Regions from separate parts of the Homo sapiens genome. Here region 2 is linked to region 1. A link is an interaction called in ENCODE POLR2A ChIA-PET data of the cell type or tissue named here. Cell type or tissue: A673. All regions are shown on one strand. Links, peaks and the distances in the headings refer to the core of each region. The heading gives the core; the rest is flanking DNA.

Region 1 (14,936 bases), core at 3,709-8,708:
GGCAGAGGCAGAGACAGAAGTTGGGGAAGTAATCCCTGTAGAGGGGGACTTGGTGACTACGGTCTCCAGCCCAGCTGAGGCCAAGGTAGTTTGGGAGTTCATAATCCAGAAATTTGCCCTAATTCTCCATGCCACCTGTGTGCACAGTCCCAGGATTCCTGGTTCTCTGAGGACTTTCTGAGCACCCCTCCCCAAGACCTTCTCAGTCAAGGCTGATACATGGTTTCCATTAGTTTTTCAGTTAAAATCAGGTTCAAATTCATTTTGTTTAGAGAATTAGAGGAGATTTTCACGGCACCCCTTAAGATTCCCCCTGGGGAATCACTGCGCCATCACCAATCCAAGGCCGGAATGGCAGAACAGAAGGCAGAGAGGCAGGAACTGGGGGGTGTGGGTGGCAAGACAGCCAGTTTTGAATTAGCCCTTGTTTGCTTTTATTTAGACCTCATTGAGAGCACACTATAACCATGCCCTCCTCAGGGCCAAGTAAAAGAAAAAGAATACCCTTTGGGCAAGCCTGACTGAGGGCTTCATTTAGAGAAAGAGAAGCATCTATTTCTACCTTGCCCCTCTGATTACAAATGATTTGTGTTTCAAACAAACCATCTGTAATTTGGAACAAATGCAGTCCCTCTTGGTCAGGCTGGGCTGGGCTGAGCTATGAAGCTGCCATAGCTGCTGCCTGGGGTGCTTCCCTGAGGAAGCAAGACCTGCTCTCCTGGGTCCTGGAGGCAGACAGAGGCCTGGAACTCTGAAACTGGGCAGAGCAGACGGCCTGGTTTGTCAATCCTAGCTTCACCGTTTGCTAGTAGTGTGACCTTGAACAGGTTACAAAACCTCTGGGTCTGTTTCTCCACCTGCAAAATGAGAGAATTAATAACAATAGCACCTTCCCCATAGGAAGGTACTATTATTGTGCAGATACATAAATAGCATTTTGCTATTATTATTGTTGTTGTTGATGATAATAATATTATCATTATATGCACTTAGCACTAAGCTGTTTTCATTTCATCGTTGTAAGTTGTTTCATTTAATTCACATACACTCAATGAGGTAAGTGCTATTGTAAGTCTAATTTACAGTTGAAGAAACTGAGGCTTGGGAGGTGAGTGACAGGTCAAAGATCATGCAGCTAGTAAGTAGCAGATAAAAGATTTGAGCCCAAGTCTATTTGACTCCTTCTGCTACATCCAAAAAATGGAGAGAGGCTTTAAGAGAGGTATCAATCACTACAGAGAACCCAGAAGAAGAGGTCATGGCTAGCTGTAGTGTTTAGGGAAGTGTTCATGGAATAAATGGCATTTGGGTGGAGTCTTGAAAATGGCTCAGATATGAAGATGTGATTGTTGGAAGTAGGGGCATCTAGGTTGTGGGAACATTAAAGGATGTACATGGGGAACAAGGACTTGTTCCATTGGGCTGAAGCACATAGGGGTCAGGCTTGGAGTGTGTTGAAGCCAGATTACAGAGAAGCTTGAATTCACTCATTTATTCATTCATTCAGTGGTTACTTATTTACTATCTACTATGTGCTGGGTCCTGTCCTGGGTGCTGTGGACCCATCAGTGAAAAGGACACACACACACAGACACACACACACACACACACGCCAAGCAAACAAAAAAACCCCTGCCCTTTTTGACCTGATGTGCTGGTAGAAAGGAAGAATTCCTCATATAAATGCCTGGGCACCTTCCTCCAGCCATCAGGCATTGAAGGTTTACAGTACACCAGGGCCCACGGGGAAGACCCAGGCCTGTGGGCATGTTGGGGGCAGTAGGAGAAGGTCTATGTGAAAGGGTCCTGAGAAAACAGACAGAAGGGGGGGCTTTGAGGGCTGTACAAGCTGAGCTGTTTGGAGTGAAGCAATGAGCAATAGGGAGACATGGGAGGTTCTTAAGCAGAGCAATGACAATGCAAGGCTGTGCTTTAGGGAATATACTCAGGAATCACGTACAGGGTGAAATTTGTGAGGAAAGAGCAGACACAAGGAGGCGTGGAGGAAGGACATTGTTCCTCCAAGACTTGGAATTCCCAGTAAAACTGGCTATGTAATTTGCAGGGGCTAGTGCAAAGTTAAAATGCAAGGCTCACAGCCCGGGGTGGTGGCTCACACCTGTAAACCTGGCACTTTGGGAGGCCGAGGCGGGCAGATCACCTGAGGTCAGGATTCAAGACCAACCTGCCTAACATGGTGAAACCCGATTTCTACTAAAAATACAAAAAATTAGCTGGGCATGTGGCGCACCTGTAACCCCAGCTACTCGGGAGGCTGAGGCCAGAGAATCGCTTGAACCCAGGAGGCGGAGGTTGCAGTGAGCCAAGATCGCGTCATTGCACTGCAGCTTGGGCAACAAGAGTGAAACTCTGCCTGAAAAAAAAAAAAAATGCAAGGCTCCTGTTCAAAAATCATTAAGAATTTCAAGACAGCAACTCCAGAGCATTAAGCCAAGTGTGGGACCTTTCGGAGCACCAGACCCTGTGTGAATGCCCAGATTCCACATCTCTGAAGCCGGCCTGCTCCCAACCTTTACCTTGGCCTCACTACCCAGGACAGTGCCACAGGGCCTGGGGAAAACTGTCCAGTCTCATTCAATCCCTCTGGACACATCTAAAATCCTCCCTCCCTTCCAATCTAGATGGCTCTTGAGACCCCCTTCACTTCTAGCCCCCACTTGAGACCAACCTGTTCTCAGGCAAGTGTTCTTTCCAAAATCCCCAAGAATTGGCTGTCTTTGTTCATTCATTCATTGTTTTTTTTTTTTCTTTCAACAAAATGTTTACTGGGGAGTATAGTAAAAAGGTTATGGACCTTGGAATGTAATAGAAGTTGGTTTAAGTCGGGCATGGTGGCTCACGCCTGTAATCCCAGCACTTTGGGAGGCCGAGGCAGGCGGATCACGAGGTCAGGAGATCGAGACCATCCTGGCTAACACGGTGAAACCCTGTCTCTACTAAAAATACAAAAAATCAGCCAAGTGTGGTGGCACGCACCTGTAATCACAGCTACTCAGGAGGCTTAGGCAGGAGAATCGCTTGAACCTGGGAGGCAGAGGTTGTAGTGAGCTGAGATCGTGCCACTGGGTGACAGAGTGAGACTGTCTAAAAAAAAAAAAAAAGAAGTTGGTTTAAAACTAAGCCTCACTTCTCACTAGCTGGGGCAGTCCCTTAACCAGTCCTGAGCCTGATTCCTAAGTTATGAAACAGGAACAACACCACCTACCCTGGGGGACTGTCCAAATGTGCGAATTGGACAATAGGTGCAAAGTGCAGACTGCACAGGATACACTCAATGCAAATTTGGTAGAAAGACCTAATCAGAGTCAGAAGTTCTTTTCTGGCTCTGCCATTTTGTAGCTGTAACACTGGACATGTCATTTCAAATCTGAGTTTCACTTTGCTCATTTGTAAAATGGGAATAATCATGCATATTTCATAAGGCTGTTGTGAAAAAATGCATCCAAAGTGTCTAGTACAGTGGTTGGTGCTCTCTCTGCTTCTTGTTACACATCTGCTCAGTTCTCCTCTCTGCCCTCAGTGTGAGCTAGTGATCCTGGTTACTCAAGAGAGTCTGTGACCTCTGTCTAGGCCCCTGAATTTTGTACCAAGTTACTCTCAGGTGCATCTGGCCCAGTCACTACCCCAGGAACAGAGCTCCCGAGCCCCAGTGTTTAGCCACCTGGCCCTCTCCCAACACTGGGCTGCTCACTGACAAGCTGTGTTGTTTGCTTCCTTCAAGGCTTTCTCTGCACCTCTAGAGCCAGGTCTTTGCCCTGATCTTTCTCTACAGGGTCACCTCCAACTCAGCAAAACATGGAACCTGTCCATTGAGGCAGGAACTACTTCCTTCCAGAGTACTGTGTCCTAGGCTTGCCTCTCTCTGAAGAGGCTCAGATAGCATAAATTCCAAATAATTCTCCCCCAACCCTCCTCTCTCAACATCTTGGGGTGCTTATGAGCAAGTTAGCATGTACTTTTGGTTGGAGTGGCATAGGTGGTGGCAGTGTGCAGCGTAGGCCTGCCTGACACATTCCAGGCCTGGGAGTCTGATGAGCCAGGAAGTGCCTGGCCACAGTCCTGCATCTCACATGTAAGGATGCCAGGCCAGAGGATTAGCTGTGGCTAGCAGAAAGGATCAGGCAGGTGGGAAACAGGCATTAGAAAAACAGAAGGGCAAGGCTAAAGTGTCAGCTAAGGCAGGAAGGAAGCCTTCATGAGTGGAGTCAGGCTGAGCCCAGTGTCCAGGAGGTCAGAATGAGTGACATTAAAGAACAGGAAGCATGGAGTGTTAGGACAGAGGCAATTGGCTCTCTGCCCTGGTTGTGAGGGCCCATAGGGGTATGTTCTAAATTGTCTATTCATTCCATATTTATTGAGCACATACTACACTCCAGGCACTAGATGCTGGGGATACAGCAGAGAACAGAAAACCCTGTCTTATATTCTAATAGGCAAATAAAGGTAAAATACATACATAAATATATAATACGTCAAATGGTGAGAAGTGATGGAGAAAGGAAATCCAGGTGAGGAGAGTAGATAGTGCTGGGTAGGATAGGCTGGTGGAGTCACTATTTTATATAATGTGGTCAGGGAGAAGGCCTTTCCAATGAAGTGGCATTGGATTAGAGACTGAAGGAAGTGAAGGTATGAGTTATATCAAGTTTTATAGAAAGAGTGTCTCCAGTAGCAGGAAGAGCGGTACAAAGGTATCGAGGTGGGTTTGAGGAATGGCTAGTGATGGGTGGAGTGGAGGGAAATGAGTCTGAGAAGCGGCATGAGGGCCAGGTCTTGTAGGGCCTTGTAAGTCATTTGGCTTTTGCTCTGAGAAGAATGGAGCCACTGGAGGGTTTTGAGCAGATGAGTGACAGGATCTGACTCACATCTTAACAGAAATGATCTAGCCACTTTGGGGTGAACAAACAGCATGGAAGGCAGGAGTGAATGCAGAGAAAGCAGTGAGGAAGCTCTTGGGATTGCTCCAATGAGATGATGGTGGCTTGGACCAAAATGAAACTGGTGAGATGGAAAAAAATGGTCTGAGTCTGGATCTCTTTAGAAGATAGCAGCAACAGGATCTCCAACGGAGGAGCAGGGGAAGAGGGGAGGTAATTGTCCTTTGTTAAGGGAAGGATGGAGGCATCAGGCCTCCAGGAAGAGATCCTTTGTGTCTGGGCCCTCACACCATACCTTCCCCAGCACACTGCTTTGTGCCTAGCAGTGTTATAAAGCATCTTGTGAAGCCACGCCTTACATGAGCTTAGCATCTTAAGTCAGTCTATAAGACTCAATTGCAGGTAGTCAAAATCACCCCGGAGAATCCCTTCAATTGCCCATGAAGTTGAAACCAATCGCTGCTTTCTGGATTGAGCCCCATAGGAAGCTATTAGGAGCCATGCGGTATGAAAAAAAATGTATCATCAAACATGTCCACTCTACTCAGTGTGTTGAGATGCTGATGTTGCTGATATTGTAAGAGGCCCAAGGCCTGTGGATCCAATGATGAAAGAACAGCACAGCCACATAAGCAAATGCTCACATGATGTTATCACATCGAGCTAGGTGTCTTGGGAGGTACAGACTCAAGTCACCATCCCTTGGAGAGCTCCAAGGAGTGAGTGCTCTTTCCTTGGGTTGCATCTCACACAGGTGAGTAACCTCATTCATGGAGCCAGGCAGTCTCATGACAGGGTCGCCAGAGGATGCCAAGAGACCATCCGCCTCTACTCTTTGAATATCCACAATGTGGCTGTCCAGCCCTTGTTCACACATCTCCAGTAATGGGGCACTCACTATCTCCTTCCTCTCCAATTTCATGCTTGGACAGTTCTTAAGACAATTATTTTTTGGATTAAGCTGAAGAACTCTGTTTCCCTGTGGCTTTTGCCCAGGCATCTCTGCCCCCTGGGGCCCCACAGAAACTGTCTGCTCCCTCTGCTCATGACAGCCTTTCTGAACTTTGAGGACAACGATCCTGTTCCCCTCCCTTCTCTGCTCCAAGCTGTGAAGCTCCAGCTCCTCCACTAGCTCTGCTTGGGACCTGGGCTTCAGGCCATTGCCAGTTCCCCTGTACTGCACTGTGGACTCCACTTCTCCTGTTCTGCCCTACAGACCTCTCCAAGGGATCATCCGAAAGGACCCAGTCCTCTCACACTGGAAAGTCCTTGCCAGCTACCTTGCCTACCAACTTCTAAGTCTATGCAGGGACTGGAACCCATCTGAAACCTACCTTGCCACATGCTGCTGTCCCTGCCTTTCCAAGCAAGGCTGCACTTGGAGCCCATGGACTTGGGGAATGGGAGCTCTTCTTCAGCTTCTGCTTTGGCTCTCCTCAGGCTGGTTCTCTCAAAGTTTTGAGTCCAAGTGAGTCGAGGATGGCAGCTTGCTTCTCCCCTCTGTCCTGACTCATCCATTTTCATACTTCTCACTTCACTAAATGCTCCGTGTCTCATCCCCACACAGCTCCTCTCCCTCCCTCATCAGTGAGAGCGAGGCCCAAAGCTCTCAGTTCTGGGGGCTCCCCCCTTCTCCCCATGAGGTCATTGCAGGCTTGATTGCATCCAGATGGTCTGCCACTGCTGCTCCTGGCCTACAGCCCCGGAGGAGCACCAGCACCCTTTTGGCTTGGCTTTCTGCATGGTCTGGGCCCCAGCTTCCTGCCTTGCCAATCAGAAAGAGGTGGCATCCCCCTCCCAAACTGAAAAGTGTGTCTCATTTCTCCACTTCCTGCTGCCCTAGTGCTGTGATGGATTCTTTTCCATCAGTCGTAATCCCCTCAGCAGTAGATCTCCTTTTGTTGAAACGTCCTGACAGGGCAGGAGAGCAGGGGTTAGAGCAGAAGCAGCAGTAGGCACAAAGGGGCAGACATGGCTTGGAGTTTCCTCAGGACTCCGCAGATCCAGGGACAGGAGAAGGTAGAGCTCGCCAGCACTAAGCCTGAGAGCAACACCAGCCTCTACATCAGGATCCTGGGGGTGGGTGGATGGCATGCCTTGTGTGCTCCTCTGGCCTCCTTGTCCTCCTGTGGCATCAGAAGCTCTCCCATCTCCAAACCCAGGCAGCATGTGGTGAGCAGCTGGCCGGAGGTGTCTGTGGAAAGCTGCGGTCGTGGCTCACAAAAGTCAGGCCTGAAAATGGATTGGCTTTGGTGTACAGCTAAGATAGGTGTGTCTAAGCAGGTGGAGTTCCAGCCCCTGAGGCTGGGCTGCCTTCCCTTCTGCAGACTGTCTCTGAGCAAAAGCTAAAAGGGCTGCAGGAACTGCTAAGCCTGGGGCCAGATGGCCATTCTTTAAAGCTTGCCCCGGACATCTTTGCTGGCTGCCACTACCAGCTTCAGACAACCCGAGCACTCCCTGAAAAGAAAGCCAGGTAGAAAGTATAGGACTCTGGGGCCCAGGGACCCAGGGTGGTTGCTTCTGTAGCTCAGGCAAGGTCCCCAGAAAGCTGCCTGGCTTTCTCCCAACACCAGCACTGTCCTGATAATAATAATGACAAGGACAATGACCGTAAGAGTAAGAAGAAAATATTCTGCCTGATGAAGAGTACAATAAGATACCTATTATGAAATCCATCTTATAGATGAGCAAACTGAGCCTCAGAGAGGAAAGTTACTTGCCACAGAGGTAGCAAGTAGTGAAGGCAAGATTTAGACACAAGTTTTGACTGCAGGAAGCAGTTCCATTTTCAACATTTCCAGCCTCTCAGCATTCACAGCTCTCCTTGCCCCGCTTCCCACTTCCCAATCTTCTTTCTTCTTTCCCCTCCCCTTCCCCTGCTCCTCACACCCATCCCAGTCTCTGCTCCCCTTCCTCCTCCCATCTCCCACCCCTGCCCCCACCCCAGGCTGCACACTAGCCAGCCAGCCAGCGGCCAGCTCACCCACTTGGCTGAAACGTGGAGCTCAGCTGCTCCAGACACACGTTTTTTTTACCAGACCAGATAAGATTTCACCATTGGGGCAGTGAACAATTTATTTCTGAGTCTGCAGTGGGAAAGGGTGGGGGAACCCTAGAATTCAGCCTGCTGAAGCAAAAAGAAGTGAAGAAGCATGTGTCTGTCGTGTGTGTGTGTGTGTGTGTGTGTGTGCGTGCACAGGAGAGTCATGGGTGGGGAGAGGGAAAATCAGACTTCAGACCTCAGGGTAGTGGAAAGCAATGGAAGCTTGGTGGCTCCTCTCCATTCCTGAGCAGAGGAACATGATTAAATAGAGTGGAATGTGGCAGGATTAGGGCAAACACTCTTGGCTGTCCCCACTTTTTCAACTACTGCAGTCCAGCTACCATGCCCATCACTGCTGAAAAATGTTCTTATGAAAGTCACCACTTCTCATCATGAAATCTGCTGGACACTTTTCCTTCCTCATGATATTTGACTTCATAACATTTCACACAGTTGATGACCCCTTCCTTTTGGCACTAATCATTTCCTTGTTTTTTTCTGCCCCTGTGCTCTCCAGGCATCCAATCTCTCTGAGCCATCCTGCTCAGTCTCCTTAACAGACTTTCTTTTGCTCTGCAGATTCCTGAAAATCTCCCCAGACCCTAACCTAAGCCCTCTCCTCTTCCCATGCCATGCTCTTGCTCTGGGCTGGCTCACCCCTTCCCACAGCTTCCCTGGCCATCTCCCACATCTCTAGTTCCACTCCAGACCTGCCTTCTGAGCTCTAGGACCTGCCACTGCCTGACTGCTATCTCAATCAGGATGACCCATGAGCACTTTGGATTCCACATGGCCAACCCGGAACTCATCTTGTCTCCAAACTGTTCCTCCTCTTATGTTTTCCATGCCAATAGCAGGTAGTACCGGCCACCCAACTGTACAAGCCAGAATCTGCCTTGACACCTCCCTTCCTACCATACATACAGCTAATTAACCACCAAACTCTATATCCCACATCCTAAATATGCCATGAAAAGTCCACTCCTCTCCATCTCCACTGCCACCACCCTGGTCCAAAGCTCCATTATTTCTCAACTAGACTTCATCTACAGCCTTCTCACCATTCTCCCTGCTTCTTCTCTTGCCCCTCTGCAATCCAGGACCCATCCAGAGGCCAGATAGGGCCCTCTCTCTTCCCTGCTTAGTAACCTTCAATATCTCCCCAGTAGTCTCAAGATAAAATCCAACCCTCCTCTTTGGCCTAGCCCCAGCCTACCTCTCCAGTTTCATCCCTTGATTTCTCCCACCCACTCTCAACCTGAGTCCTCTACTCTTCCCATGCTATGCTCTTGCTCTAGGCCACCTGGGGCCAAATTGTCACCCCACAGTCTAGACTTCAGCAATACTGGGCTTCTTCCTGTTCCTTTGAGAGTAAGCATCAGCAATTCTGGAACAAGGGTGGGGCCAGACCTGAAGTGGGTGCCAGAGGAGGGGAGTGACCTCCAGATATGGAGAAAGGGTGGCCATGGTGGAGCTGAGCTCAAAAGACCAGACTTCCTAAGTGTCATTGAGGGCCCGCTTATTCCTGAGTCCCATGGTTCTGAGCAGACCAGGAGCTCCAGCTGAGGCCTAAAGGAGGCTGAGAATGTAACTTCCTCTTTTGGGGAAAGAAATTGCAGGACCCAGGGTTTCCTCCAGCTTCCCAGGGGCCAAGAGGATCTTGTTCAAATCCAGCTTCCCAGTATGAGCTGCCACAGAAGTTACAGCCTGAGATTGGAGAGACACAAAAGACACAGGTGGCTCCTTTGTAGAGAGCTGAGGAAAGCAGGCTTCGCCAAGTAGAGCAGACCCTCGGTCAGGAGAGGCTCTGAGGGAGGGGCTGGGGCAGGCGAGGCAGAGACAGAAAGGGAGAAAGGTGGGAAAATAGGAGAGAGAGAAAGAAGAATACAGTGGGACCCAGAGTAAAAGTGAAACAGATGGAGGACTGAGCTAGAGAGACAAAGAAGGGGCAGGGAGGACACAGAGAAAGAGACTCAGGATCGAGGGAAGGAAGAAAAAGACAGAAACAGAGGAGGCAAAAGGGAGATAAATGTGAGGAGGTAAAAATACACAGAGAAAGATAAAGAGAGAATCAAAGTGAAAAATAAACAGAAAGAGGAGAAAGTCAGATGAAGACAAGGATGCAGAAGGAGACAGCAAGAAAGAATGGGAAACAAGAGGGTGCTTGCAAAACCGATGAATTATAATAGAAGGGCTCACGCAGGAAAGATGAATATGTAAATCAATGGAAACCACTGGAAGGATTCCCAGCTTGGACAGCCCCCTACCTAATGCCTGGTCCCGGGCAGCCAGCTCTGCCCAGCCATCCTTGGACAGCTCTGACTGTCAGGAAGTTCTTCCTTATTGTCTAAGTCGGGAGGGCAGGAGTGGACAGGATGGGAGCACAGGGCAAACTAGCTGGGCTAAGTTGAGTTCTGAAAGGTCCAAAGCCAGCCTGGGAGTAAGGAAATTCTGGGGCATGTCAATTTGGGAGAATGAGTGTTACTTCCAGGCAAATAGGAATGTCAGAGGTAGATGCAGAATTGGGATACAGGCCAAAGGTCTAAGGCAGGGTGAGGGGTGGAGAAGAGACAGGGTTAGACAGAGTGGGTTATAGGCAGTGGTTGGGAACAGCCTGGGGGTATGCACAGCTCAGCCTCTACCTTGCATGGGTGGGGTAGGGGCTGCTTTGAGGGATAGCTAAAAAGGGTTGCCTATGCTGAACCCAACACTGCCTACTGGTTGCCTTTGTCCAGTGCTCAGAGCAGCGGGATATGGAGAGTGCTAGATTTGATGTCAAGTGACCTGGCTTTGAAAGGCAGCCCCACCATTTCCTAGTTATGTGGCCTTGGACCTCAGTTTCCTCATCTATAAAATGGGAACAATGCTTTGTGTGATAACAGAGTGAACATACCAGCTGGGGCCTCGTTTAACTGTACTCCTGGGACCATGCAGGGTCCACTTCCTCTGCCTCATGACAGTCTTTCAAAGGGCTGAAGACATAGACTCAGGCCTCCTCAGTCTTCTCTCCTCCAGTTCTTTCAACTGTTCCTCAGAGGACATGATGTTTTTCTAACTAGTCACCTAGTAGAAGACACTGGGGACAGGATGTTGGAAGATAGGCAGTGGGAGAACATGGGTAGGCAAAAGCACCAGATTTCAGGGGGGCTTTTTAAAGACTCTAGTCCTGAAAGAGACCATTTGGTCCAAACCACTTTCCTTTTTTTGCTAAATTAAAACCTCCCAGAAAGCCACAAGGAAAACCTCCTGAGGCAAGACTTCCCCCAGCAGACAGTTTATGGGATAGAGTGTGGGGGGCCTCAACCATAGTTGCTCCTCCACCCCCAAGAAAGAGCTACAGGGCAGGACACTCCCAAGCTAGTCCCCATAGAGCTGTAGCAACCTTGCCTCAGGACCAGGCCTCAACCCCAGCCCCATGAGATGCCAGGCAGGAAGGTTCCAGAAGGTTCTGTAGACAGATGGACAGGGCAGGAGATGGTGGGGGTAGAGGAGGGCTCAGTTGTGTCCCAAGGATTAGAATCTAGGAATTGCCAACATAGTGAGCCAGGAGTGGAGATAACTTGACCCAGAAATGGCAAAACCAGGGCTTCTCAATGGGAAAGATGAAGGGGGGACAGGGCAAGAGCTATTTTGCAACATTAATTTTGCAGTCCCACCAACACCCTCAATAAGTTCCCTTAGTGCTCATTTACTTGCCAAGGCACTCTCTGTGTTTCAACCTGTGGAGCTGAAATTGTCCTGGGAGCTGGGGGCCCATGGGGAGGGGAGGGAGGAAACTGAGTGGGGAAGCCATCCTGAAGAGGAGGAAGGAGGCAGTGGGGAGAAAGGCAGGCTGGTGATGCCCTTCCTCCGGCAGGCACTTCAATAATCTGATTTCCATAAAGAGAACTTTCCCGGCCATAAAGATTTTATTGAAACTCCCAGCAGCCTGATAAAAGCATAATTCCACTGACCACAATCTACCTAGGAATAGCTCCAGGATATTAGGCTGAAACTCGGCAAAGCTATCCCTTCTGGAAGGCTGTTCTGCACCCCTTCCCCCTTTCTCCTCTCTTTCAAGGGGTGGGAGCAGCCTCCATTTGGCTCCACTGTGGACTATCCATACTCTGTGGGGAAAAAGTTAGTCCAACCCTGAAAACAGGCCCAGCTTTTCAGGCCTGGGACACAGAAAAATGAGGCTCTGGGCCAGGCAGTACAGCAGTGTGTGACACCCCTGCAGCTGCTGGGCCTGCCGTGGCCTGTTCCAGACTTGCTGCTTCTAAAGGATATTTGGGACCATGAGCCCCTGACTGAGACTCAGTCTTCAATTGGAGTCCCTGGGGAGCTGGCTAGAGTCCTGAATGTCAGAGAAAGACTCTTGACTCTATTCATTAACATACCTGGAACTGAATCCTTGCACCACTGTTTACTGGCTATGTGATTTTAGGCAACTCACTTCTCTGAGATTCAGCTTCCTTACCTGTAAAATGGGGAAAAGAATATTTATTCAAAGTGTCAAGTGGAATGAGACCATTGAGACACCTAAGTATATCAGACCGGGTTAATGTGGCTATAACGAAAAAAAAAAAAAAAAGCCTAGTGTAACACCAGGGACAAAATAGGCATTTGATGCATGCTACTCATCACCACACTCTTCTCCCCACTGCAATGACCCCTCCCCTCTCCTCATGCATAGAAGGGGCTTCCTTGTAGGACAGCATAGATCCTGAGAAAACAGCTATGAAAAGCTCCCTGGTTCTCTGAGTTAAATTACTGATTTCTCTTTTTTTTGTATATATATTCTTTTTTATTATTATTATACTTTAAGTTCTAGGGTACATGTGCACAACGTGCAGGTTTGTTACATATCTATACATGTGCCATGTTGGTATGCTGCACCCACTAACTCGTCATTTACATTAGGTATATCTCCTAATGCTATCCCTCCCCCCTTCCCCCACCCCACGACAGGCCCCGGTGTGTGATGTTCTCCTTCCTGTGTCCAAGTGTTCTCATTGCTCAATTCCCACTTATGAGTGAGAACATGTGGTGTTTGGTTTTTTGTCCTTGGGATAGTTTGCTAAGAAAGATGGTTTCCAGCTACTTCCATGTCCCTACAAAGGACATGAACTCATCCTTTTTTAAGGCTGCATAGTATTCCATGGTGTATATGTGTCACATTTTCTTAATCCAGTCTATCATTGATGGACAATTGGGTTGGTTCCAAGTTTTTGCTATTGTGAATAGTGCCGCAATAAACATACGTGTGCATGTGTCTTTATAGCAGCATGATTTATAATCCTTTGGGTACATACCCAGTAATGGGATGGCTGGGTCAAATGGTATTTCTAGTTCTAGATCCTTGAGGAATTGCCACACTGACTTCCACAATGGTTGAATGAGTTTACAGTCCCACCAACAGTGTAAGAGCGTTCCTATTTCTCCACATCCTCTCCAGCACCTGTTGTTTCCTGACTATTTAAGGATTGCCATTCTAACTGGTGTGAGATGGTATCTCATTGTGGTTTTGATTTGCATTTCTCTGATGGCCAGTGATGATGAGCATTTTTTCATATGTCTGTTGGATGCATAAATGTCTTCTTTTATGCCTGTTCATATCCTTCGGCCACTTTTTGATGGGGTTGTTTGACTTTTTTCTTGTAAATTTGTTTGAGTTCATTGTAGATTCTGGATATTAGCCCTTTGTCAGATGGGTAGATTGTAAAAATTTTCTCCCACTCTGTAGGGTGCCTGTTCACTCTGATGGTAGTTTCTTTTGCTGTGCAGAAGCTCTTTAGTTTAATTAGATCCCATTTGTCAATTTTGGCTTTTGTTGCCATTGCTTTTGGTGTTTTAGACATGAAGTCCTTGCCCATGCCTATGTCCTGAATGGTATTGCCTAGGTTTTCTTCTAGGGTTTTTATGGTTTTAGGTCTAACATGTAAGTCTTTAATCCATCTTGAATTAATTTTTGTATAAGGTGTAAGGAAGGGATCCAGTTTCAGCTTTGTACATATGGCTAGCCAGTTTTCCCAGCACCATTTATTAAATAGGGAATCCTTTCCCAATTTCTTGTTTTTGTCAGGTTTGTCAAAGATCAGATGGTTGTAGATGTGTGGTGTTATTTCTGAAGGCTCTGTTCTGTTCCATTGGTCTACATCTCTGTTTTGGTACCAGTACCATGCTGTTTTGGTTACTGTAGCCTTGTAGTATAGTTTGAAGTCAGGTAGCATGATGCCTCCAGCTTTGTTCTTTTGGCTTAGGATTGTCTTGGCAATGTGGGCTCTTTTTTGGTTCCATATGAACTTTAAAGTAGTTTTTTCCAATTCTGTGAAGAAAGTCATTGGTAGCTTGATGGGGATGGCATTGAATCTATAAATTACCTTGGGCAGTATGGCCATTTTCACGATATTGATTCTTCCTATCCATGAGCATGGAATGTTCTTCCATTTGTTTGTGTCCTCTTTTATTTCATTGAGCAGTGGTTTGTAGTTCTCCTTGAAGAGGTCCTTCACATCCCTTGTAAGTTGGATTCCTAGGTATTTTATTCTCTTCAAAGCAATTGTGAATGAGAGTTCACTCATGATTTGGCTCTCTGTCTGTTGTTGGTGTATAAGAATGCTTGTGATTTTTGCAACTTGATTTTGTATCCTGAGACTTTGCTGAAGTTGCTTATCAGCTTAAGGAGATTTTGAGCTGAGACGATGGGGTTTTCTAAATATACAATCATGTCATCTGCAAACAGGGACAATTTGACTTCCTCTTTTCCTAATTGAATACCCTTTATTTCTTTCTCCTGCCTGATTGCCATAGCCAGAACTTCCAACACTATGTTGAATAGGAGTGGTGAGAGAGGGCATCCCTGTCTTGTGCCAGTTTTCAAAGGGAATGCTTCCAGTTTTTGCCTATTCATTATGATATTGGCTGTGGGTTTGTCATAAATAGCTCTTATTATTTTGAGATACGTCCCATCAACACCTAATTTATTGAGAGTTTTTAGCATGAAGGGCTGTTGA
Region 2 (14,936 bases), core at 6,009-11,008, 69 kb after region 1:
GTGCTTGGCAGGCCTGGCTTGGGAGGGCTTGCACCACCCACTCATCTGTCTGCTCACCCATCCACTGGGCTGCCATGAGCCTTGTCCGCTAAGGTAGCAGTGGGGGTGCAGGGCATCCCACATCTGCTCCCCACCTTGCCCACTGAGGCCCCTGCTGCTGCCCAGGAGGAAGAGGCAGCTGAGCCAGGAAAGACAAGAAAGGAGAGGGGGAGAATGAATGACTTAGTCTTAGGGGGACAGAGAGAGCCCAGAGCAAGAGCACAAGAAGAAGAAGGGGTTTCAAAGTTGTAGCAACCACAGTGTCATACCTACAAGTTCTCTGTGAAGATAGAGAAAGTTGGTCAGCAGGGAGGGGAGAGGCGGTTAGAGAGCCTGGAGGCCCAGCAGAGAGCAGAGGGAGGCACTGTGAGATTGAGAGGATGAGGGAGACAAAAACAAGGAATGAAAAAGAGAGTCCGGGATTGGGAAGCAGTACAAAAATCGAGGAAAAACTGAGTGGAGTTTGGAAATTCCATTTTTGCTTTTTGGGCCCTTGAGCCTTGGCGAGCAGGACTGCCCCATAAACCTTGGGATTAGCGGCTCTGCTGTCCTGGGCTGGCTGGCACCTAATGGAAGCCACCTGGCTGGCCGCAGGTCCTGGCCTCGCCACAGCCCTGGGCCCAAGGGGCTTCCTTAGAGATGACTTTATTTGCAAATTTACAGTTGGGGAGCAGACCAGGGACCGAGGACCCACATCAGGATGTCCTTGTATTATCTGTGTGGACAGTTCAGAAGGGCAGAGGGAGCCCATAGTCCTTCTGGGAAGGAGTGGGGACCCTGTGGAGGGCACTCTGATGTCCGAGGGTAGGTCACCTCTGTTGCGTCTAAGTCCCTGCCAGGACTCTGCAACTTCATGCTACTGTGCCAATAGGACCAGCCACAGTGGCACGACCTGCCCCAGCAACCACCCGTCTAGTCCATTTCTCCTCCCTGTTGTGGCCTGTGGTAGAGGCTGCAGCAATGCTGACAGGTAGGAGGTGTGATTCCCCTCATTTCACAAATGGTTCAAGGGAGGCAGAGAGGGAGAGGAAGTGTGCTGTTCAGGATCACACAGCAAGTCAGGCACAGGAACCAAGACGTTTGGATTTGTCTTGGAAAAGGAGGAAAGGAGAGGGACAGGAGATGGAGAGCTGGCTGTAGGGAGTGTGTGTGTGTGTGTGTGTGTGTGTGTGTGTGTGTGTGTATGTGTGGTGGGGTGGGGTACTGGGGGACCAGGGAGGGCCCCCCGACTGAGAAGCAGAGGGAGAGGAATCAGGAGAAAGCCCTGGCGGGGGCTGGTGGAAAGGCAAGTCCTGAGGCTGGGAGGATGTAGCCAAGTGGATGATGCTGCTCGCAGAGGACCACAGGTGGGCTTGGTGGAGGACCACAGGTGGGACTGGTTGGGTGCAGAGAACAAGATCCACCGTCCCTTTGGCAGGCAGGTGGCAGCCAGTCTGCAGCAGGGAGATTGGATCCTGGCTAGCCACAAGCTTCTTGCCCTGTGGAAGAGAAACTGGCCTGAGAAAAGGGGGAAGTTTGGGACTTCCCAGCCCTCCCCCCAGGAGTGCACATGAACACATGCACACACATACACACACACACACATGCACATCCAAGCATGAGGATTTAGGCTAGATTCTAGACCGACCCGGCTCAACACAGAAAGATGGTTTCTAGAAATGCAATATTAAACCTAGAAGAAGCCGAGGGTCCCTTGATGTATATGGAAGCACCACGAAGGCGTTTGAAGGATGAGGGAAATGAGGTGAAGTGGGCTGCCCAAGGTCACACTGAATGCTCAAGGAGATCTGGGGGCCCTGGGGCCAGAAACTACCTTTTCAGTGGATGCTGGTAGTGGGGCACTTCAAGACCATGCAAGAAGCCAGTAGAATGAGAGGAGGTAAGGTCAGCAGGATGGTGAAAGAGGGCCCCATAATTACTCACATTTATTGAGCATTCACTGTGTGCCAGACAGGTGCTATGCAATTCTTAGGATGTACACTACCTCCTTTAAGTCTCACACAAATCATATGAAGTTGGAATGGTAGTTAGCCCATTTTGCTGACAAGGAAATCAAGGCTCGGAGAGGTGAAGGGATTTGCAGCTAGGAAGTAGAAGACCCAGGTCTATCAGAGCCCAAGTTCAGGGCTTCGACTCTAGAGTGAATGAGACCCCCATGGCAGTCAGGAGAGAAAGGTAGGATGGATGGGTGGGGAGACTGTGTCAGGGTCCTGGTCCTGGTGGGTGCTCCCTTCATTCCTGGACCCCCACCTTCAACTCACTGGGGAGGAGAGCCTCGGTACCATCCTGCCTGTAGTCCTCCCCTGGAAGCAGGGCCCCCACCTGGCCAGGGCTGTCCACCAGGCTGTGAGGACAGGGAGTTGTCATCTCTTCTGCAGAACAAAGATTTCTGACCTCACCCACAGCATGGCTGCAGATGGGCTCACTGGGGAGGTCCAGAGCTGCAGGATGCAATGCACTGAACCCCAGGGCAGCCAGAATGCATACAGCCTTCTACTTCCAGCTCTGCTGAGTGACACAGCACAAGTGCCTTCCCAGCTCTGGGCCTCAGTGCCCCCCATTTGTACCATGAGGAGTGGGCTGAGGTTGTCTGAGGGCTCTGCCAGCTCTGACAGTCTAGGAATCTATGACATAAGCACATGGAAAGAGAACTGACAGTCTCTGGCAGGCCATGCCAGGCACCAGATGAAGAGCACTACAACTCCTCAAAATGGAATTGGAGCTCAGAGGAAGTGAGGTTGGGATTAGTGGGACAGCCGGTGAGGACAGATGGGCTTTCATTCATTCCTTCAAATGAGCGAGCATGTGTTGAGCGCCTACTATATGCCAGGCACTCTGTTAGGTGTTGATGATGCAATAAAGAGCCCCTCTCCTGAAGGAACCTTAGCTGCCTGTCAGCAACTGAATTGATTGTCTTTGGGGAACAATGGAGTGATGTCCTTCCTTTCCTTCTCTGTCACTGTCCTTGTGTCTCTGGCTTTCTTTCCTCTTCCTGTTCTTCCTCCTTCTCCTCTCTTTTGGGCTTTGTCTCTCCCCTTTTCCCCTGCCTTTCCCCCCTTCCTAACTGTATCTCTGTCTTCCCTTCACTTCTCTGCGTCTCACTAATAATGGGAGTAAGGGGTGGGGATCTGAGGGGTGGAAACTTCCACTTGAACTCTCCTGCTAGTCTGGATGAGGACATTTGGAAGCTGAGAGGGGACTAGATTAGATAGGAGGATTGGCCAAGGCCTGGGCTGACAGCCATCACCCCAGGGTCATGGGAGGAGGGGATGCTAGGCAGGGGCACCTATGGCACAGGCCTCAATCAATGGGGCACTGGCCCGATGCTAGAGCTAGAACTGACTCATCCCCTTCGCCTCCCAACCAAGAGACAGGATAGGGCTATGGCAGTGAGGACAGATCCCCAGGGAAGGCTGAAGAGCACAGAGTAGGCGACTGGGGACAGGGAGGGGCTTTTGGACAAATGCCATCTGTTATTTTCATGCTTGGAATTCTAATGGAGACTAGAGTTGAGGTGTTTGAGATGAGATGAAAAGGGAGCTCTGCGAATGGAATCAATGAGATGGCAGGTTCAAGGCTGCACGTGAGTAACCTCGCTGAGCCTCAGTTTCTTCAGGTATAAAATAGAGATAGTGCCAAACACCCAGAGTGGGACCTAAATGATCCCACCTAAGGGATAGTGCTTTACAAATTGTAGGGATCGTCTGATCCCCTCCAGACGGCAAGGACAGCAGGCCACAGTACTAAGGAATGGGGTCAGACTTCAGGAGGGGCTTCCTGGCCTGGGGGTGGTAGAGCTGGGGCAGAGAATTTTGTGAGGGTGAGGACTGAGAGAAGAGTGCAGTGTGAAAGGGCAAGTGTGGGCACGGAAGTAAGGAAAGCTTCCTCTGTGGCCACCAACTGGCTGTCAGGCGTACCCAGTCTTGCAGGCCAGAGCACGGCATCATTCATTTGGAGTCCTGCCCAGCATGCAGAGGCAGCATCCTGGTGGTGGTAGGAGCATGGGCTTTTGAGTCAGAGACTAGGGCTCAAATCTTGGTTCAGTCCCTTCCTGGCTGTGTGGCCTTGAATAAGTCAGTTATCCTCTGTAGCCCTCAGTTTCTTCATCTATAAAGTGGAGCTCACTGGGCCTTTACTCGTCAAATTTACATGGTGCTTGGCAGATGTTGAACACATGTTTTCAAGTCCCTTCCTCCCCCTGGGCCTTAGTTTCTCCATTTGTCATAGAAAGGGGACTGGACTAAATAATCTATCAGGTCCCATTCAGCCCTAACATGCAGATACAAGCCATGATTATTATTTGCGTTTCTGAATTATGTTCAGTGAATGAGTCAGTCACCAGCAAAAATGTGATGGTGTGGGTGCTCTATTTGGTGCTGGAGGATGGGGAAGGAGGGTGTTCCAGGAGCAACAGAGAGTGTCCTGCCCCTCAGAGAGAAGGTTGCAAGTCTGCTTTCTCTGGCAGGAGCACCTTATTATTATTATTGTTATTATTACTATTATTATTATTATTATTATTATTATTATTATTTTGAGATGGAGTCTCACTTTGTCACCCAGGCTGGAGTGCAGTGGCGAGATCCTGGCTCACTGCAACCTCCGCCTCCCGGGTTCAAATGATTCTCCTGTCTCAGCCTCCCGAGTAGCTGGGACTACAGGTGCCCGCCATCACGCACGGCAAATTTTTGTATTTTTTAGTAGAGACAGGGTTTCACCATATTGGACAGGCTGGTCTCGAACTCGTGACCTCGTGATCTGCCCACCTCAGCCTCCCAAAGTGCTGGGATTACTGGTGTGAGCCACCGCGCTCAGCCTAGTAGTGCCTTATTACAGTCCAGGAATAGCCCCCAAATGTGCCCGGCACTGGAGGCCTGGGTGGCACTGCTGTAGAGCCTCATTGGCCAGATCAGGCTGGAGACATATCTGGGGCTGGGTCTGGGTCTGGGGAGCTTGACTATGGCAGCTGGAAGCAGAGAAGCCCCATCCACTCAAGCCCATGTGTTTCCCTTCCTCAGGAAGCAAAAAGAAAGACTTAAAGGATTTAGACCTCAGGGGGAAAAAAGAGAAGAGAATTAGAACCCAAATCCACATCTGGCCTTACAATATGGCTAACCCTAAGCTCTCTGCCCACTGAAGCGTGGGGAGCAGGGTGGGCAGGGGAGCAGCTGGAGCGATCCAAGCTGCCTTTCTGGTGACATCACTAACAACACAGGTGCCCACGTGGGGTAGGGCTGACTGCCCCCATCTGGATCCACCCAGAGTGAGGAAGGAGAAAAGATGGGGCTCCTGAAGGAAGCCGAAGTTCCTGTTTTGACTCAGCTAGAAATCTCTTCGGGCTTTGTTCTCCCCATCTATAAAATGGGTCCACCCTGCTCCCATGCATGAGGATAATATGATTAAGCCTCCTCTGTAGAGAAAGGTGAGCAGCAGACACACATACCATCCCCTGGAGTGGATGCCATGCACCTCCGTATTCCCAGCATTAGTGCCACAGAGCCTACGGGGGGAGGGGGGCCATGGTGGCCATAGTCTCTCCAGCCACTCAGAGGCATTTCTGACAGAGACTGGTAGAATCAGCACTGGCAGGGCCTTTATATCTTGCTCTGCAGCAGAAGTGACTGTCCCAGGATCACCCAGTGAGACCAGAGCAGTGGTGGGACTTGCCCTCAGGGCTCCTGCCTCCCAATCCAGGCAGAGCCCTTTCACTAGCATCTCATTGTTTCCTCAAGGCCCTCAAGGGTACAAGGAAATCAGGTCCTCAGAGATAAAGGAGAATTAGCCCCTTACATGGTGGGGTTGGGGCGGCGGGCTAGTTCTCTTAGTCTTCGCGCTTAAGATGCTTGTCCCTGTCCCAGACTGGATCTGTGCCACAGCTCCTGGAGCTTTGGGACCCTCCAGACCAAGATGGCCAGATAAAGTACAGGACATTCAGTTAATTTTTAATTTTTTTTTTTTTATTTTTTTGAGACGGAGTTTCACTCTTCTTGCCCAGGTTGGAGTACAATAGTGCGATCTTGGCTCAACACAACCTCTGCCTCCCGGGTTCAAGTGATTTTCCTGCCTCAGCCTCCCGAGCAGCTGGGATTACAGGCATGCGCCACCACGCCCAGCTGATTTTGTATTTTTAGTAGAGATGGAGTTTCTCTGTGTTGGTCAGGCTGGTCTAGAACTCCCGACCTCAGGTGATCTGCCCGCCTCGGCCTCCCAAAGTGCTAGGATTACAGGCGTGAGCCACCGCGCCTGGCCTCAGTTAAATTTGAATGTGAGATAAGCAATGAATAATTTTTTCGTATAAGTATGTCCCAAATATTGCATGGGATATACTTGTACTAACAGTACAAGTATTGAAATTCAGATTGTAATTGGGTGCCCTGTATTTTGGTTTGCTAAATTTGGCAACCCTGCTCCTGATGGGCTGCCTTAAGGAACAGTGAGAGATGGCTGCCTCAGGGTCTCTGGCCCATGGGGCAGGGACTTCCCACTTTCAAATCCCTAGTCCTCAGCTGATCAACTGGAACCTCTTGCTGGCTGAGGGAACATGTTTAATTTGGTCGCTCATTAATTTGCACAGCTCTCTTTCTTCATCCTCCTGGGCCTGGTGCTGCTCTAATGAGTTAGGGTGGTAATGAACAGGAACCCCTTCATGTGGAACAGCACAGGCCCACAGGCACTGGGGTGGGCCCCTCTGCCGCCACCTTAGCTGACCCACCTCAGGATCAGGTGGATGGCATTGAGGGGATCTGAAGGGAGACTCTGCCTCCAGGGCTGGCCTCAGTGGGAAGCTCTGAAGGGGAATTGGTTGGCCAGCCTCTGACACTTCGCTGATGAATTCCACAAGCGTGGGGAGGGCATGGAGGCTGAGGGAACAGAGAACAGGCTGCAGAAGCAGGTGACAGGCCAGGCAGCAAGTTCTGTGACCCCCAACAACCCTCTACATTGGGACTTCAGAAATTGGGCAAGAAGATTCTAGTATGTGAGGGCAATGGAAGAAGGCTGAGGTCAGGGCTTGGAGAAAACTCAAAGCTATATTCTCCAGAGTGAACACTTGCCTGGAGCCATTCTGCAAAGAAATACTTTTGTGGTTAAATTCATCTGGGAGACACAATAGACTGTGACACACAGAAACACACACATCCTCAGTAATTTGCTTGTACAATAGCTTACTGAAGGCTCTGAGAAGTCCTGCAGTAGAAAACCAGAAACCAAAAAACTATTTACATTGGTTTAACTGGGCTTTTCCCATATTTGTTCGGCACAGAATCTTTTCTGTCCTAATGCCTCTTTTTTACCCTTCCCTTCCTGGGTACTCTTGCTCTCTGGGACACACTTTGATGTTCTGAGGCCATGCCTCAGCTGGGGCAGAGTGGCCACTATGGGTGGGGTAGCAAGGTTCCTCTGGGCCCTAGAGGCCATACCTACTGAATCCCATCACACTGGTCTGGTGTCCAGGCTTCAGCTCAACCCTCTACCTGCTCCGTTCTTTCATTTTACATGGACATTTTTCCTCAGGCACTCTGGGTCCATCTGTGCCCACACATGTTCTTACATATATCTATGCAGAGGTGTGTGTAGGCACACTAGTGACATGCCTACCAGTGTGGGCTAATCCAGAAAGCCCAAGAACATCAAGTGAGAGACAGAGACAGAGAGAGAGAGAGAGAGAGAGAGAGAGAGAGAGAGATTTTGATTTTCTTTCCTGGTCCACTTTCTTGGGTAACTAATTTCTTCCATCTAGGAAATATCCTAGAAGTCAGCTAATGATGAGGTCCACTCTGGTCACACCATTTGCCTGAGCTCATGGGCTAGTTCCTTTCAGGACTGTGGAGAAAGGTCTCCAAAGTGCAGAACTGTCAGGCCTGGCCTGTACCCACTGAGGAATGCATAGCAGAGAGGGACAGAGGCTGCATTCTGGGCCCAGCAGTGCCAGTTTAAACATTGTTCCACTTCTGTCTGCTTAGGAGGATTCTAGAAATGACAGGAAGGGCTTCACTATAGCATCAGTTCAAGATTAAAAGTCAGCTCCATGAGAGCAGGGACTGTGTCTGTCTTGTTATCCTAGTGCTCCTAGTGCCTGACACAAGGTCTGGAAGGCTGTGCATATGTGTTTGTTTGTGTGTGTGTGTGTGTGTGTGTGTGTGTGTGTGTGTGTGTGTGTATGTGTGTATGCATGCATGCAAGCAGGAACATACTTAACAAATGTTTATTGAGCACTTACTATGTGCCAGGCGTTGTCCTAAGAATTTTACATGGAATAACCCATCGAATCCTCACAACCATCCTCTGAGGTAAGTACTATTATTATACCCACTTTACAGATTCAGACACTGAGGCACAGTGGGTGAGTAGCTCGCTCCAGGTCACACAGCCAATAAAAAGTACAGCCAGAATTCAACACAGGCAGTCTGACTCCAGAGCTCTTTTGCTAAACCCACGATTCCATACTTGATGGTTCAATGAGTAGTTGTCGGATGAATGTAGAAATGAATGCATACATGCATGAAGGAAGGAAGGAAGGAAGGAAGGAAGGAAGGAAGGAAGGAAGGAAGGAAGGAAGGAAATACCAACCGATGGCAGCCCACAACCCTCTAGCAGCCTGCTGCTAGGCGTGCAGCATTCCCCAGGGCTTCCCTCCAGAAGCCCAGCAGCAGTGACATAATGAACACACCCTCCCAGCCACCCACACCAATACCACCTCTTCCCTCCCTCCCTCTGGGCCTTTGCCACATTTTGCTGTCACCCTCATCCTTCCACACTGCTCCTCCCAGCCACTCCCTAGCCCACCAGCTCCTTGACCTGCCTGCCTGCCAGCCAGTCTGTCTCCCCTTCCTTGCATGCTTGTGTGTGTGCCATGAAACCCACAGCCTCTAAAAACAAAGCAGGCAGCCATCTCACCCTCATGCTGCCACTTTGATGTCCCTTTCCTGGCAGCAGCAGGGTGCTGAGCCACCCTCCACAGGCTTAGGTCCCAGGGGACAGGTGCCAGCAGAGAAGCTCCACACATGAAGGCCAAGGCCAAGAGGAACATGGGTTGTTGGAAGCCAGGGAAACAAGAGGCCTGGTAGGGACCACCCAGACCTGCAGGGCTGGGGGACCTTTCATTCTACAGTCTCGTGCCCACCGTGTCTCCAGGGACTAGCTGATAATATGATTTTTATTTTAATTAATTAATTAATTTTTTCACTGAGACGGAGTCTCACTCTGTTGCCCAGGCTGGAGTGCAGTGGAGTGATCTTGACTAACTGCAACCTCCACCTCCTGGGTTCAAGTGATCCTCTCACCTCAGTTTCCCAAGTAGCTGGAACTACAGGCACCCGCCACCATGCCGGGCTAATTTTTTTCTTGTTTGTATTTTTAGTAGAGTCTGGGTTTCACCATGCTGCCCAGGCTGCTCTCAGACTCCTGACCTCAAGTGATCTACCAGCCTTGACCTCCCAAAGGGCTGGGATTACAGGCGTGAACCACTGCACCTGGCCGATATGATTTTTAAATAACACAACCCTCCCCTCACATGAGTTTAGCAGCCTACAGTTGACAAAGCACTTTTGCATCCATTTGCTTAAAAAATCCTCATTATGGCATAATTGGTAAAAGCTTTAGAGTCATGATGCCTGGGTTTGAATCCTGCTTCTGTGGCTTCTTAGCTATGCAACATAGGGAAAGTCACTTACACCCTCAGAACCTCAGTGTCCCCGTCCTTAAAATGAGCATTATAGCAATTCCTAGTCCACAGCATTGCTGTGAGGAGTAAAGGAGTCAATTCATGAAAAGTGCTCGGAGGAGTGGAGTGTGTAGACATACACCATTTAGTATGTACTCCCCAGACACCAGGCTTAGTCCTTTTGTTGTTGTTGTTTGTTCTTTTTTTGAGATGGAATCTCATTCTGTCACCAGGCTGGAGTGCAGTAGTGCGATCTCAGCTCACTGCAATCTCCGCCTCCCGGGTTCAAGCAATCCTCCTGCCTCAGCCTCCTGAGTAGCTGGGACTACAGGCACGTGCCACCACGCCCAGGTAATTTTTCTGTATTTTTAGTAAAGACGGGGTTTCACCGTGTTGGCCAGGATGGTCTTGATCTCTTGACGTTGTGATCCACCTCCCTCGGCCTCCCAAAGTGCTGGGATTACAGGCATGAGCCACTGTGCCAGGCCAGTCCTTTTAATCACAGGTTCTCTTCAGCAATCCCATGAAGTAGAAGAGGAAACTGAGGCTTATGAAGGAGAAATGACCTGCCCAGAGTCATCGAGGAAGTAGGTCTGTCTGTCCCCAAAGCCCAAGCTCTTTGGGGAAACTGAAACTCAAAAGATGGCACCAGTCTGGGTATGGGATGAGACTGGCTTAATCTAGTGCTCTTTTCACTGTCCTTCAAATGTCACTTTTCTCTCTTGAATGAGATAGATCCAGGTGTCTCCTACTCCCTCATTCTCCCCAAGCAGGAGCCTTCCTGTCTTTTGCGGCCCCACCTACATGGCACGGCGGGGAGGGTGTTCACCAAAGACAATGAGGGAAAGTTTGAAGCTTGCCTCTGAGCAGAGGGACTGTGTTCCACATGTCTCTGGAATACTGGTGTCCCAGCCAGCAGGTGCCAGGTGTACCCGCCTGTCTTCAGACACTGGTTATGCCTGGTCCATGCTGCCACTGGCCAGCTTAGCTTGTGCCACAGGTACTTTTCCCATGACATTTGTTGGCACCTGTCCCCCAGGAGGTGGGCCCCTCTTCACTATTCCTGGCTTGAGTTCCAGGTGCTTTTTTTTTTTTTTTTTTTGAGACGGCATCCCGCTCCGTCACCCAGGCTGGAGTGCAGTGGCTCGCTGCAACTCTGCCTCCCTGGTTCAAGCGATTCTCTTGCCTCAGCCACCCCAGTAGCTGGGACTACAGGTGCACACCACCACACACGGCTAATTTTTGTATTTTTAGTAGAGACGGGGTTTCACCATCTTGGCCAGGTTGGTCTCAAACTCCTGGCCTCAAGTGATCCACCCGCCTTGGCCTCCCAAACTGCTAGGATTACAGGCATGGGCTACCATGCCCAGCCCGAGTTCCAGGTGCTCTTGACTGGCATCATGAAGGCTAGAGGAGATGCTCTTGCAAGGGAAGGCTGTGGAGACCAGAGGAAGAGGAAGAAGCAAAAGGGGCTTCTTGACCTCTTCCCCACAGCCTTAACCCCTGGCTCCCACAGCCCTGATTCCTCCTCCTTCTCCCCCATCTTCTGGCACATGCCAGCAGATAGCCCCACCCAAAGCCAGTATCACCTCCGAGCTCCATTGTCCCTGCCAAAAAGGCTAAGAGCAGAAGCCCCAGTGCTGCTGCCCGCTGAGATCCTATCACAAGGGAGGGCTGGGAAAGACAGGCTGGGCCACAATTTTCTGACCTCTGGAAGGAGACCTCCTCGAAGGAGAAAAACAAAACACCAGGTGAGTCCCTACTATGCACTGGGGGCTGGACATGTGGGCTTTAATTTTACTGACTGAATCCTCCCAGCCATGCAAAGCAGGTATTCTTGCCAACATTTTACAGAGGAAATAGCTGAGGTAACGTGACTTGTCAAGAGTCCCATGGACAGCAAGCGGTGGAGCTGGGGCTGAACTCAGGACTGGCTCCAAAGCAGGCAGGCATGCCTCTCTGTGCACTGGCTCTTGGAATGGGTCACCCAGCTGACTTCAGCTCTGTAGGGTGGGGAGGGTTTGAGGAATGAGGCACTCTGGACTTTAGAATTTGCCTGAAAGCTGAGATTTTATTCCAGTGAGTGCCCACCTCAAAAAACCCTCCCCCCGAAAAAAATCACTCTTTTTTCTTCTTTGAGACGGAGTTTCGCTCTTGTTGCCTAGGCTGGAGTTCAATGGTGCAATCTCAGCTCAACGCAACCTCTGCCTCCCGGGTTCAAGTGATTCTTCTGCCTCAGCCTCCTGAGTAGCTGGGATTACAGGCATGTGCCACCTTGCCTGGAAAATTCTGGATCTTTAGTAGAGATGGGGTTTCTCCATGTTGGTCAGGCTGGTCTTGAACTCCCAACCTCAGGCGATCTGCCTGCCTCGGTCTCCCAAAGTTCTGGGATTACAGGCATGAGCCACCACACCCGGCCCAAGATCACTCATTTTTGACATACGTGTTTAGGAAATATCTTCCTCATCTTCCTGGACTCTTCTTTCTAAAGATTTGGGGTCCTCCTCATTAATAGCCCACCATTATCAGCACTGTGCTGTGGCGCTCTCCCCCAGGGTGTCCCCGCTAGGCTAAATGGCCCCAGCTTGTTTGTCTTCTTTGAGCTCTTGTACCTGGTTGGGGTTGTTTTGTGTTTTACTAGTTTGCTGCCTACTCCCCTGCTGTCAGGCCATCAGCTCTCACTTCTTGACACTTTTAGTGTGCCTGCTTCCAGCAGCCCCTCTGCCCTCCTTCTGATTTACTGCTTCTAATTTGCTGTAGACTTGGGAACCAGATAACCAGGCCTTGTTCGAGTAAACAGGAGGGAAAAACACTAAGGAGGGTCCTCCTACAGGTAACCTGCCTGTGCTTTAGTGTAGGCACTTGGCGGCAGCGGCAGCCGATAACCTGAGGAGCCAGCAGCTCACAGCGCTCAGACCTAAAGCCCGTGGCCCCCACATTTATACTGCCAGGTGCCTCCTTATTCTGACTTGCACCAGGGGTGATCTCAAGGCCAGAGCAAGTGTGAATCCAGCCCTTAGCCCTAAACTGACTGGCCAAACAGTTGAGGAGTAGCACACCCAAGATAAGAGAATTGCCACATTTGCTGAGCAAACAAGAGCGATTGAACAGAGGGTTGCCCCTGCCTCAAGGCATAATAATGGGCAGGGGGGGCATCTGAAGACCTCCAGTATCCCTCCCTTTCCCACCCTGCCTCCCAGAGGCTCTGCAGAGATTCTGGGCTGAGGAAGCTCCCTCTCTCAGCCTTGGCCCTCGCCCTGCCAGGAGAGCAGGGATGGAAGGGGGACTCATTCCAGTGTCCCTCACAGCATGGGGGCTCATTCAAGGCCCCAGAGCTTGGGTAGGCTGGGCCCATCTCTGCCTATGTCCAGGCCAAGTCCCTCACACTCCCACAGCTGCCCCCACCTCCACCCAACTGTGGCAGGAAATGGTCCAAGCTGAGCTGGGCCTGGCTCGCCACCTCAGCAGTCCAAGGGCCTGCCTCTCCCCCAGCCTGGGGGAGGGAGGCGCCACTGAGGGGGAAGCACTGAGGCAGATTTAGGACTTGGGTGGAGTTTGAAGCCCCCAAAAGCCATTTTTCAACCTGAAAACTGAACCAAGCTGGTCTGGAATTGTGACTGGAGGATAAATGTGGACCCCATGGTGTCATTTTATGGTCAATTTTCAGAGTGTAACTGCACTTTAAGCACTAACGCTGAGTAGCAGGAAAAAACTTCTTAACCGTAAGATCTATTAAGAGTGCAGAGCTGGCTCCCAGGGGCGAGGTGGGAATGCATAGACGTGAATCATTGGAAACAGGTCTAGCCCAGGCGCTAGGGAATAGCCCAGCCCAAGCTGGGCTGCAGGGAGGGAGGGGGCAGTGCTGGAAGGATGAGAGAGCTCCTCCACCTCCTCAGCCCTGCTGGTGGTGGCCCATGGTCACCTTCTCCGTAGGCCTGGAGTCCTGCCTGAGTCTCTGGACACTACCCTCTCCTGGGCAGGGCAGTTGGGCTTGTTACGCTTGGCCGCTCCAAGCAGAAACTGAGAAAAGGCAAAACCTGGCATAGCGGCCAGCCTGGTGGGGTGGTGGCAAGGCAGGAGGGCCAGCTGGCTGCTGAGCTGAATAGGACTGATGACTCTGTTTCCCTGGTTGTCCTGTTTGATGTTAATCACCAGGCTGAGCAAGCTCTTCAACCAGACACAGCTGGCCCCCAGGGAAATACGACAAGAGGCCAGGGAGGGTCTAGGTTATTTGGAGTTAAAGACCTGCAGGACGGGGCAGAGTCAGGGGCAGGGAGTTTGAAGGAGGGGGTCAGAGGGTACAGAGATGGAAAAAGATGGTGATGGAGGTCTCTAGTGATGGCAGATGGCAGATGAAAGGGGAAGCTTGGGGACCAGCTGACCTCCAAGGTTCCTTTCAGCTGGAAAAACTGGTTCCAAGGGACACAGGAGTGAAGAGATGAACTAACTGCCAGACAGGACCTTCAACAAACCGAAAGAGAGCCTCCCAGTCTCAGAGCTGTGGTCCAGCCACTGGGACACTTGCTGAGATCCCATCTAAGATTTAGGGTCAGAGCTGGCAAGCAGAGATACCAAAGGACACCAGTCTAGGGAAGGACAAACAGTGAGGTTCAGGCCTGGCAGTGAAGAAACCTCAACTGAGCCACAATTTGCTGTGTGATCTTAGGTAAGTCTTTTTCAGTCTGTGAGCTTAGATTGACCTATTTGTATTCATAATGGGTAGCAGGGAGCTGAGGAGTGAAATTTGAACCTGATCAATTCTTTCTTTTCTTTTCTTTCTCTCTCTCTTTCTTTCTTTTCTTTTCTTTTTTTCTTTCTTTTTTTTTTTTTTTGAGACAGAGTCTGCTCTGTTGCCCAGGCTAGAGTGCAGTGGCGCTATCTCGGCTCACTGCAAGCTCCGCCTCCCGGGTTCATGCCATTCTCCTGACTCAGCCTCCCGAGTAGCTGGGACCACAGGTGCCCGCCACCATGCCCGGCTAATTTTTTCTATTTTTAGTAGAAACGGGGTTTCACCATGTTAGCCAGGATGGTCTTGATTTCCTGACCTTGTGATCCGCCCGCCTCGGCCTCCCAAAGTGCTGGGATTACAGGCATGAGCCACCACGCTCAGCTGTTCTTTCTTTCTTTTCTTTCTCTCTTTTTTTTTTTTTTTTTTGACAGGGTCTCACTCCTGTCCCAGACGGGAGTGCAGTGGGTGATCACAGCTCACTGCAGCCTCCACCTCCTGGGCCCAGGTGAT

Evidence for each region. ChIA-PET counts read pairs that join two places held together with the same protein. Peaks named below come from ENCODE experiments on the same cell type or tissue, not always from the same donor. Only the 100,000 strongest peaks of a DNase experiment are listed, where the experiment ranks them.
Region 2: POLR2A ChIA-PET joins it to region 1 with 7 read pairs; 2 of 35 experiments call an interaction of 5 or more read pairs at or near these places.

Annotation. Positions count from the first base shown.
Region 1 is chrX:69,354,685-69,369,620 of GRCh38, reverse strand. No RefSeq gene overlaps it. Among named protein-coding and RNA genes, the nearest start is that of NALF2, 140 kb to the left of the region's middle. In A673, for the core only: no CTCF peak of the experiment used is centred there; no DNase peak of the experiment used is centred there; H3K27ac peaks cover 521 bases.
Region 2 is chrX:69,287,989-69,302,924 of GRCh38, reverse strand. No RefSeq gene overlaps it. Among named protein-coding and RNA genes, the nearest start is that of LINC00269, 120 kb to the right of the region's middle. RefSeq lists enhancers at 8,457-8,957, 8,958-9,458, 12,067-12,958. In A673, for the core only: no CTCF peak of the experiment used is centred there; a DNase peak (open chromatin) is centred at 8,764; H3K27ac peaks cover 4,725 bases.